2 separate regions of the Homo sapiens genome follow, and region 2 is linked to region 1. Evidence: read pairs that join two places in POLR2A ChIA-PET (ENCODE). Cell type or tissue: K562. All regions are shown on one strand. Each heading gives the region's core, and the rest is flanking DNA. Links, peaks and the distances in the headings are about the cores only. Region 1 overlaps USH1G (USH1 protein network component sans). Region 2 overlaps NHERF1 (NHERF family PDZ scaffold protein 1).

Region 1 (5,360 bases), core at 1-5,000:
CCCCCAGGGACCCCAGAGGGCCAGGGCGCTAGATGCAAGGTGCTAGACCAATGGGCTGCAGTATTATAGCCCCCAGGCCTGGCAGGCATGCGCTGGGCTAGAGAAAGGTGTCCGCCAACCTCCTCAGTCTCCCAGGCCTGGGACAGGCAGAACAGGGTGTGGCTGGGTGTCAGGCCTGGGGTGGGTAAGTCCTGCGATGTGGACACTGGAGAAAGTGGATCCTCTAAACTGCAGATTGTCCCCAGGTCACCAGGGCTGTGTGCGTGTGCATGTTTGTGTGCATGTATGCGTGTGTGCATGCATGTGTGTGTAAGTATGTGGTATGTGTGAGCACGGGTGTGTGCTTGGGTGTGTGTGTTCTTGCATACATGTGTGCGTGTGTGTGCACGTGAACGCGTGCGTGTTTGTGTGTGTGCATGCATGTGTGTGCATGTGTGTGTGTGCATGCATGTGTGTGTGTGTGCATGTGTGCGTGTGTGCACACTCACGTTGGGTGGTGTTTGGTAGGTTTCCCTCCAGGTCTGGTAGGGACTGGGCTGTTGCGTGATTCTGCGTGGATCGGGGGTAAGAGAGCTCACCTGTGTCCCAGCCCTCTGATGGTGGTGAGACCAGGGGAAAGGCCAGCTCAGAGGGTGGTCACAGCATGTGTCCTCTGACGTATGCCCCCAAAGCTCTCCAGCCAGACTGAGGTCACAGATGTGGGAGAGTCCCTGATGAGCCCGCTGACACGTGTGCGCCCCTTTGCACCCCATGCAGAGGTGCTCTCCTCCTTTCTCAGCCATGGCCCCCCATCCCTGACCTCAGCTTGGGAAGCAGCTCCTGCTGGGAGCATGGCCTCAGCCCCCAGCATCTCCTGGGGCCCCCATGGCTGGGGCAGGGGAAAGAGAGCCCTCAAAGGCCTCTTTCTGGTCTGTCTGGGGGTTCCCATTCCCACACATGTGCCCAGAGTAGGGGGCATGGAGGAGATGGTCCCTGTCCTACTGCAGGACACTGAGGGCTTGGCTGCCTGCCACCGCCATCTGGAGCCCACCACAGCTCTTCTCCCTGTTCTCTGGGCCTGAGCCTGGGGCCACCCCCAAGTGCCGACTTGTTTCTCCCAGAGCCCCAGGTGCTGCCCCTTCTCTCCTGTTCCTCGTCCGTTTACTGCCGCAGCCCCTCCTGGTTCTTCTGGTGCTGGGGTGGAGCAGGCTCTGTGCTCCCACCACTGTACCCCGAATCCCTCCTGCAGGCTCATTGCCACTTTTGTAGAGAATGTTCTCTATCAGTATCGTACCTGTCTTGTCCTTTAATGCTTTGGGGATAGAGTGAAGAGTGGAAGGGTGGGGGTGGGGGCGGGAGGGGGTCTGCTCTGCGCTTGTGAGGACTGGGTCCTATTCTCTGGAGTGTCTTCGAGACCCCATGCTGTGCATCTTTGCAGGGATCCCTAGGCCTTTACCTGCTCTCCTAGCTCAGCCCAGAATTAGGAGCTGGTGGAGAGGCAGGGCTGAGAACTAGGGCAGGAGAGTCCCCCTGAGCAAGGAGGATGGCTGAGCCTCCAGGCTTGTTGCCAGGGCCTGCAGCTACGGAGGGCAGGAGGATGCATGTTCTCTCTTCCCACCAGTGCCTACCTGGGTTTTTCCAGAGATGGGCAGAAACATACTCCAGGAGGCTGCTGCCTGTCACCTGGGCTCTGGGCCTCTGGAGGGGTCTCCATGAGGGCCCTCCAGAGGCCCAGAGGGGTCTCCATGTCCCTCATCACCGCAGGCAGCTCGTGGGCAGCCTGATTTGAAGCCCTGCTTTCTCCCAGGGGTGAGTCTCCTCCATAAGCTGGTGCCTAGTGGGCTCTGTTTTCTCAGTCAGGTCTGAGGAAGGGCCCTGGAGTCATCTTGCTCCATTGCCTAAGCTGCTGGGCCAGTTTCTTCTGCCAAAGGGAGTTCAAGACAGTTCCCTTCCCTCAGCATCAATCAGAAAGGTCCCCAGGATGTTGGTGCAGGAAGGTTGCCTAGCAACCATCCAGGGGTTCCAAGCCACCTCCCTCCACTTTACAGATGGAAAAACTGAGGCCCACAGAGGGGAAGAGTCAGACCCAGAACGCGGGTCTCTGGCTGCTGCCATGCTCTCCTCACACTCAGGCTGCCAAGGGCGCTAACACAACAGGATTCCACCAGCCATGCCCTGGGGGCGCACCTCCCTGCGGCTTCTTTGGCCATCCTGGTCACTGCACCCACCTCAGGAAAGACTCACTGGTCCTTGCCGCGATGGTCCAGAAGAGGACACGGGTGAGGAATGACAAGACAGAGAGCCGAGGGGCACTTTGGCATCCCAGCAGAGATGAACCAGAGGCAGCAGGATGAGGGGCTCCATGGGTCAGTGTGGCTCCAGGGCAGAAGCCTGGGGTGCCAGGAGCAGGAGCTGCTCCAGGGAGCCTGTGGGGATGTTCAACACAAGCAAAGAGGAGAAAATATTACATGGTAGGGGCTCAACTTTCATGACTCATTTCCCTAAAGATTTAGATCAAGAATAGGGACATTTACGAGGTCAGGAGATCGAAACCATCCTGGCTAACATGGTGAAACTCTGTCTCTACTAAAAATACAAAAAATTAGCCTGACGTGGTGGTGGGCGCCTGTAGTCCCAGCTACTTGGGAGGCTGAGGCAGGAGAATGGTGTGAACCCGGGAGGCAGAGCTTGCAGTGAGCCGAGATTGCGCCACTGCACTCCAGCCTGGGCGACAGAGCGAGACTCCGTCTCAAAAAAAAAAAAAAAAAAAAAAAGGGACGTTTTAGCACTTTGGGAGGTAGAGGTGAGTGGATTGTTTGAACCCAGAAGTTCCAGACCAGCCTGGGCAACGTGGCAAGACCCTATCTCTACAAAACATTTAAAAATTAACCTGGTTGGTGGTGTGCACTTGTGGTCCCAGTGTATGCGAAATTGGTGGGTTCTTGGTCTCACTGACTTAAAGAACGAAGCTGCAGACCCTCACGGTAAGTGTTACAATTCTTAAAGGCAGCATGTCCGGAGTTTGTTCCTTCTGATGTTCGGATGTGTTTGGAGTTTCTTCCTTCTGGTGGGTTCGTGGTCTCGCTGGCTTCAGGAGTGAAGCTGCAGACCTTCGCGGTGAGTGTTACAGCTCTTAAGGTGGTGCATCTGGAGTTGTTTTTTCCTCCCGTCCAGAGTCGTTCATTCCTCCCGGTGGGTTCATGGTCTCGCTGGCCTCAGGAGTGAAGCTGCAGACCTTCGCAGTGAGTGTTACAGCTCATAAAGGCGGTGCAGACCCAAAGAGTGAGAAGCAGCAAGATTTATTGCAAATAGTGAAAGAACAAAGCTTCCACAGTGTGGAAGGGGACCCCAGCGGGTTACCAGTGCTGCTTGGACAGCCTGCTTTTATTCCTTTATCTGGCCCCACCCACATCCTGCTGATTGGTCCATTTCACAGAGAGCTGATTGGGCTGTTTTACAGAGGGCTGATTGGTCTGTTTTGACAGGGTGCTGATTGGTGTGTTTACAATCCCTGAGCTAGACACAGAAGTTCTCCAACTCCCCACTAGATTAGCTAGACGAAAAGCACTGATTGGTGTATTTACAAACCTTGAGCTAGACACAGAGTGCTGGTTGGTGTATTTACAATCCCTTAGCTAGACATAAAGCTTCTCCAAGTCCCCTCCAGATTAGCCAGATACAGAGTGCTGATTGGTGCATTCACAAACCTTGAGTTAGACACAGAGTGCTGATTGGTGCATTTACAAACCTTGAGCTAGACACAGAGTGCTGATTGGTGTATCTACAATCCCTTAGCTAGACGTAAAGTTTCTCCAAGTCCGCACACATTTATTCTTTTTCCCCTTTCCCAGTTCTAAGGCTCAGGTAAGTGCCACTAGTTCTGCTAACTGGGCCCTGGTCCCTGGGGGAAGAGGCTTACTTTCAAGTATGGTTACCTCACTATGGCGTAACCTGCCCTTCATATCCCATTCTCCACAAATGAACTTCCATTGGTATATAGGTTAAGGTCAGGATTAGCTAAGGGGACTTCTAAGGGATCATCTCGGGTGGCATAAGTCTGGACCATAAAAGTCATGCTCGATTGGTTCCCCATCCTCTGGGAGAAAAGTGGCAGGGTTGAGGGCCACGCATGTGCATATTTGAAGCACCAGTCCCTCAAGGAGTAGCTCCTGGTATCTAAGTAGGCAGTTGTCTGATAGCCATAAACTTCCTTTGGCACATAGTATGCCATTTACATCATGAGTAGTCCATACAGTGAGATCTTTTCCTTGTATTATTTTGATGGCCTCTGACACTAAGATGGCCACTGCTGCAACTACCGTTAAACAGTGAGGCCAGCCTTTTGCTACTACATCAATTTCCTTACTTAGGTATGCCACTGGTTGTGGGGTTGTCCCACGAGTCTGAGTAAGGACTCCAAGAGCTATCCCTGCTCTGTGACGTATAAAGAGAAATTTTGTCCTGTTGGAAGGCTTAAAGCTGGAGCTTGTGCTAGGGCCTGCTTTAAGGTTTTGAAGGATGTTTCTGCCTCTGGTTCCCATTCTACTAGATGAGTATTTGCCTTCTGGGTTTCCTTGATTAGAGTATAGAGGGACCTGGCTATCTTGCTGTATCTGGGGATCCATAGTCAGCAAAAGCCGGTAATTCCAAGGAACTCCCTTAATTGTTTTAATGTCTTAGGGTGAAGATAAGCCAGTATAGGCTGTATTGGTTCCTTGCTGAGGGCCCTGGTGCCTCTGGCTAAGATTAGGCCTAGATATTTGACCTGCTGTAGGCAAGGCTGGGCCTTCGACCTAGACACCTTGTACCCTTGATTAGCTAGAAAGTTCAAGAGATCTAGAGTAGCCTGCTGGCATGAGGCTTCCGAACTGGTAGCCAAAAGTAAATCATCCACATATTGAAGGACCAGAGTGCCTGGACTTGAGAGATGGCCTAGATCTTGGGCCAGTGCCTGACCAAGCAGATGAGGGCTATCCCTAAACCCATGGGGCAATACCGTCCATGTAAGTTGGGATGTGTGGTCTGTGGGATCCTCAAAGGCAAAGAGAAACTGGGAGTCAGAGTGCAGGGGAATACAGAAGAAGGCATCCTTGAGGTCCAGAACCATGAACCATTCTGCTTCCTCTGGTATTTGAGAGAGCAGGGTATAGGGGTTGGGTACAACTGGATATAGAGGAATTACTGCCTCATTGATGGGTCTAAGATCTTGCACTAGTCTCCACTGACCTTTCAGTTTTTGTACTCCTAGAATTGGGGTGTTGCAGGGACTGCTGCATTTCCTTACTAAGCCTTGAGCCTTTAAACGTTTAACAATATTCTGTAATCCTTTATGGGCTTCAGGCCTTAAGGGATATTGTCTTTGATAAGGAAAAGTGGTGGGA
Region 2 (5,368 bases), core at 50-5,049, 150 kb after region 1:
GGGGGTTGGGGGCAGGGGTGACCACCTTGGTTCTCAGCCAGTTTGCAGTTCACAACCTGGGGATACTGACCCCCGCCATTTCTGCAGAGTCCTGAACTAGGCTGGGGGTCCTCCCATTGACAGTCAGCTGGGGAGGCAGGATACATGGGAAGGGCCAACGAAAATATCCAGACGAGACTAAACAAACACAGCTGGGAGAGATGGGATGGGAGCGAGCTGGGAGGCCGGGGTGGGGCCCAGCCTGGGTAAGGACTTGCTGTCCGACTTCCTTCTCTGGGCCTTGGTTTTCTCACGTGTAAAATGAGAAGTCTTGGGAGAGCTGATCTCTAGCTCTAAGGTTCTAAGACTGTGATTCTGGGACCTGCCTGAGCATTTGGTTCACGTTTCCTCTCCCAGGAGCACAGCACCAGAGCCCTGAATGCACGAGTCTAAAAGCCTAACTCGGGGCCGGGTGAGGTGGCTCACGCCTGGAATCCCAGCACTTTGGGAGGCCGAGGCGGGCAGATCACTTGAGGTCAGGAGTTTGAGACCAGCCTGGCCAACATGGTGAAATCCTGTCTCTACTAAAAATGCAAACATTAGCCAGGCGTGGTGGTGGGCACCTGTAATCCCAGCTACTCAGGAGGCTGAGGCAGGAGAATCGCTTGAACCCAGGAGGCGGAGGTTGCAGTGAGCTGGGATTGTGCCACTGCACTCCCCCAGCCTGGGCAACAAAGCGAGACTCCATTTAAAAAAAAAAAAACTAAATAAATAAAGGCCTAACTCAGGAGAGGGGTTTTGTTACTGCCACCCCACTCTGTGTGCCTGGCAGCAGGGAAGCTCTGGAGATGGCCCCAGACATCTCCCTGATCGATGGGTGAATCACAGGCTGCCCACTGTATCTGCTTGGCAAGGAGGAGTCCAGGGGAGTGGAGGTAAGAGAAGAGTCCATCAGTCAGTCCATCTGTCCTTCCGTCTATCCATCCACCACCCTTCCCTCCCTCCCTCCCATCCACCCATCCATCCAGCAGCTCCAGGTTGGCTATGCCCGTGGGCTAATCAAGCCCATGATGGTATGATGGCTGCCCCAGGTGCTGCTGATCTGCAGGGGGTGGGGGCAGTCAGATAGGAAGAGAGCGAGAAGCATCACCTCCACAATGCGATCCTGGGCCCGGAGCCCTGAAGCCTCAGCCGGGGAGTCTGGGTCCACTGACCGGATGAACTGGCCTGGCTTGGACTTGTCGCTGTGCAGGTTGAAGCCATAGCCACTGGGGCCCTTCTTCATGGTACAGAGCCGAGGCCGAAGCTCGCGCTGCAGGGACAGGGGAGGGTCCATGGCTATTCCACAGTGCCCCAGGTTCTGCCTTCCCTGTCCTCTGCCTGTCCCCATCTCCCCAACCAAGGAAGGTTTGGGAGGATGCAAATTTGCCTAGATCCCTACACAGCAATTTGAGAGGGTTCTGGCCCAGGACTCAAAAGACTTGTGTGGATACCCAGCACCGCAGCTAACTGCTTAGGTGATGTGGATAAAACACTGCTCTGTCCAAGCCTCAGTTTCCTCTTCTGCCAAATGAGGGGTAGGACCAGGTTAGCTCTCACATGCCTGTCCCTTCTGACAGTCTAAGGTGAATCACATGCTGTGTTGATCGGGCCTCTATCCCTCCCCATTGGTGGCTCAGTCTGGCCCTCCTGGAGAGGGGGCAGAGTGTGGCACCCGTCAGCCTGGCTGGGGACCTGGGGCATATGACTGAGGACCCCCAGCCCCTTTGTACCCCGTTCTCTGCAGCAGGGGAGGAAGAGGCAGGTGTTTACTGAAAGCTGGTCAGTGTGTTTACAGTAAAGCCTTCCTCCATATACTCGAACTCTCTCTCACCCCCACCAAGCCGAATGGCCCAGCCAAAAGGGAGCCAGAAGGAGCAGATAACCAAAAACTTATTGTTCAGCACAGCAAGGGGACCTGGACAAGACGGGGCCATCCTCAGGCGTTCCAGGACCTCCTCCCCCGACACCGCTGCCCAAGGGCAGAGGTGGCAACGGAAGCACAGAGACCCCAGAAACAGAGGAGCCTGAATGGGGAGGGGACTGGGAAAAGCAGGGCTGGGCTAAAGGGAGCCCAGTGTGGCTGTGGCCTGGAGGGTGTGACCTACTAAAAGGGCACACGCAGATTTCGAGTGCTTGGACTCAGCTGAAAACAGTTTCCAACATGCTTGGTCCAAAGTAAGCAGCTCAGCTTAGAAGCTGCAGGCCTGGACACACAGTATGATGGAGGGAATATGGGTGTAGGCAGCCGAAGCCTGTGCCCAAGGACTACGCCTGAGTCCCTGTCCCTCTCCCCCTCCTCCAGGCCTGGTGCAGGGCCACTGGCTGCTGTCCAGCCTGCTGGCCCTGTGTTATCACTCAGCACATCAGACAATGAGCAGTGGATAGTCAAGGCTCCCAGCCAGGTTCCAGCTCCCCTGTTTAGGAGCTGTGTGACCTGGGGCAGGTCATTTATGGATCATTCTGACTGCCATCTGCCTCCCAGGGTTGCTGAGGCCCAGTGAGGTCATTGACTTAAACACTTTCTAACTGTAAAAAATCCCTGTGCACACCCAGACTTTCCCATTGTTGTGAATACTAATGAATAGTCATAGGAAGCTGGGAGTGAGATTCTGGTGGGGTGGGGGTGTGTGTGCCAGGCTGCTCTGAAACCCAAATCCCCAGCTGGGAGTGGAGAGGGCCGAGAGGGGTGGGAAGGCGCGCCCAGGAGGGCTTATGGGCCTCTGTCCCAACTTGCCAGCCCCAGGAGGCCGCCACCATCTGCAGGAGACTCAATCCCCAGCCTTTCGATCTCTGGGGGTGGCTAGAGGATGACTTTGCATTCCTTTAAAGGCTTGGGCAGGTCTTTCTTGCCTGGGTTTTCATACCCAAATCCAGGCTCGAGGACCCCTCACCCCAACAACAAAGACGGTTAAGTGAGTGGTAAAAACGTGAGTGGCTCACAAAGGCTCAGGAACCCTGAATGAAGCTCCTCTTGCCTTGTTCTCCCTGGCCCACCCCCTGCCTCACTGCAGGGCCCACTCCCAGCTAGTTCGGCTGTCACCTGCCCCAGGCTCACCCCCCGGCACTCCCACAGCCCTGTGGGATCTTGTTCCGGGAGTAAGTGAGGCTCTTCTCCCCTAGAGCTAATCCCTCCACAAAGCTCCCAGCCAGGCCCTCCCCCGGGCCGCCTAGGTGAGCAGAAACAAGTCTGACCAGTCGCCGTCACCAGGACAGGCGCAGCTTTCTGCTTCAGCCAGACACCCTGAGAAAGTGGGGAGGGTGAAATCTCAGGACAGGCAGGGGGCAGCTCTAGTGACCTCCTCCAACCTCCCTCCACCGTCCCTGCGCTCCCAAAAACCTTCCCATAACAACCTGACTGGGGCTTGTCAGCTGTTTTTGAGATGGGGAAACTGAGGCTCAGAGATGTGGAGCCCACTGCCTGACATCACACAGCCAGAACTCCAACCCTGGTCTCTGACTTGGAACCTGTCCTCCTTCCACCACACTGCAGGGTGCTCCTTAAGGATCCAAGTCCAGAATGGGGCAACCCATTGGGAGGTGAGGACCCAACAGGAGTCAGGCAGCAGAGGGCAGACAGGGGCTCTCTCCAGGGCATCGGCTGCAGCCTCTGCTGGAGGTAGGCTGGGAGCTGAAGAAACCACAACCTACCACAGCCTTCCTTCCGGGCGCTCAGGGCCTCTCGCAGCTGGAGCTGCAGCCTGAGCTGGGGGATGAAGCCTGGTGTGGGTGACAGGGCAGGGGCATGGCTGGACTGGGGGCAGGTGGCTCTGGGCGCCCCCCCCGGCTGGCAGGGCAGGGCTGTGCTAGCTGCCTTTGGGATGCCCATCCTCTGGCCCTGGTCTCTGTGCTGTGGGCTTCCCTTACTGATCTTCAGCCCAGTGCCCCTCGCCTAGTGACATATGGTGCCAAAGCTCCAGGGCCTGCTTTGAGCCTTGCTCCGCTCTGCCAGCACCAAGTCGTGCAGTTCAAGGGGAAACAGGGTACCCAGCCTGAGGGGCTCAGGTGCCCTCTGTTTCCTTCCCCTGCACTGGGACCTGCTCCACTGTTCTGTCTAGATGTGGCTCTGTGGCGGCTCCAGGACCTGAGGGGGTGGCTGGACAAGGAGATGGGAAGCCCCCGGTAGACCCCACCAGCATTTAGACAGCTCCGATGCACCTGCAGAGCCTCCTTCCCAAGTCCCTAGAGACTTCCTCCCCTCACATGGGAAGGGGGGTTCCCACTCTTCAAGGGAGACCAGCCTTGTTCCTCCTCACCCCTCCCTAGCAGGAGCCTCCCAGCTGTCTCCAGGAGGTGTCAGTGCCAGTTGCTGAGTCAGCCCATCAAGCCAGCCCATCCCAGCCTGGGTGGAGGCTGGGGCTGGCAGGGGAGTCCCTTGGGGCAGCCCCCCTGGGGATCTGTGGGGCCTGGCCTGTGGTCTCCAGGCCCAGCACTGAGAGGAGAAGATGGGGAGGTGTGGGGTACCTGGCCGAGCTCAGCCACCATTGCTCTTGGACCCTCACCGCCAAGCTGGGGCAGGGCTGGGTTCTGCCTCTGGGGAAAGGGGATAAATGGGAGTGACGTCCAGGCATGTTGGGCTTGGTGTGTGGCCCCCAGGATCTTAGGAGGAGCCAGCTACAGAGGGGTCCGAAGCATGGTGGGAGGAGGAGACTCAAAAGGAACATAGCCCCAGTGAGTTCCGGAGGGCAAAGTGGGACCTCCAGTGACGACGACAGCCTGGGAGACCCAAGTTCAAGACAAAATCAGGATCTGCTCAGAGAGGAGACTGGCAGAGAGCCAGAATCAACAGGAGGGAACATGAGGCCATGCAGCCGATGGGCAGCGCAGCTGGGCCGGGGTGACCCAGGGCTGGACAGGCTGGAGACTCTCACTTTCACAAAATGCTGGCTGGCTTTCCAGAAAAGACCCTGCCCGGAGAGCTGCCCCCACACCCTTCTCCCGGGGCCTCCTCCACCCTCAGGCTTCCTCCCTTCATCTGTCCTTTCCCCCAGGGAGCTTCACCGCGCCCTAAGTGGCCGCCCCATCACCTCCACCCACGCAGTCCAGGGAGCGGATGGCGGGCACGGAATTCAATAGGCGCCACCAGCAGTCACCTGGAAAGCTGGGGAAAGTCGATACCCTAATCCCAGTGACCGTCTCTGGGGAACAGGCCCAGGGCCGCTCCCTGCTCCTCCTTCCTCCCTTCAGGGAAGGCTGTGGGAGCCTGGGGGCCAACGCCCCATTGGGCCCAGCCCCTCCCTGGCTGATGCCATGGTGATGGGCCCTACAGAAACAGCCCAGCCCGCTTCCTTCGAGCCAGCTAGCTCAGGACCCCAGAGGAAAGGGGCTGGAGGAGTAGGAAGACCACTTG

The links. Peaks named below come from ENCODE experiments on the same cell type or tissue, not always from the same donor. Only the 100,000 strongest peaks of a DNase experiment are listed, where the experiment ranks them.
Region 2: POLR2A ChIA-PET joins it to region 1 with 5 read pairs; 5 of 35 experiments call an interaction of 5 or more read pairs at or near these places.

What each region holds. Positions count from the first base shown.
Region 1 is chr17:74,911,995-74,917,354 of GRCh38, reverse strand. It overlaps USH1G (USH1 protein network component sans), which reads left to right. Exons shown (of 3, transcript NM_173477.5): 3 at 1-1,272. Among named protein-coding and RNA genes, the nearest start is that of USH1G, 8.6 kb to the left of the region's middle. In K562, for the core only: no CTCF peak of the experiment used is centred there; no DNase peak of the experiment used is centred there.
Region 2 is chr17:74,757,935-74,763,302 of GRCh38, reverse strand. NHERF1 (NHERF family PDZ scaffold protein 1) reads right to left here. Exons shown (of 6, transcript NM_004252.5): 2 at 1,130-1,291. Among named protein-coding and RNA genes, the nearest start is that of SLC9A3R1-AS1, 11 kb to the right of the region's middle. RefSeq lists enhancers at 1-315, 2,968-3,715, 3,716-4,462, 4,463-5,210, 5,211-5,368. In K562, for the core only: no CTCF peak of the experiment used is centred there; DNase peaks (open chromatin) are centred at 2,362, 2,802, 3,079 and 4,319.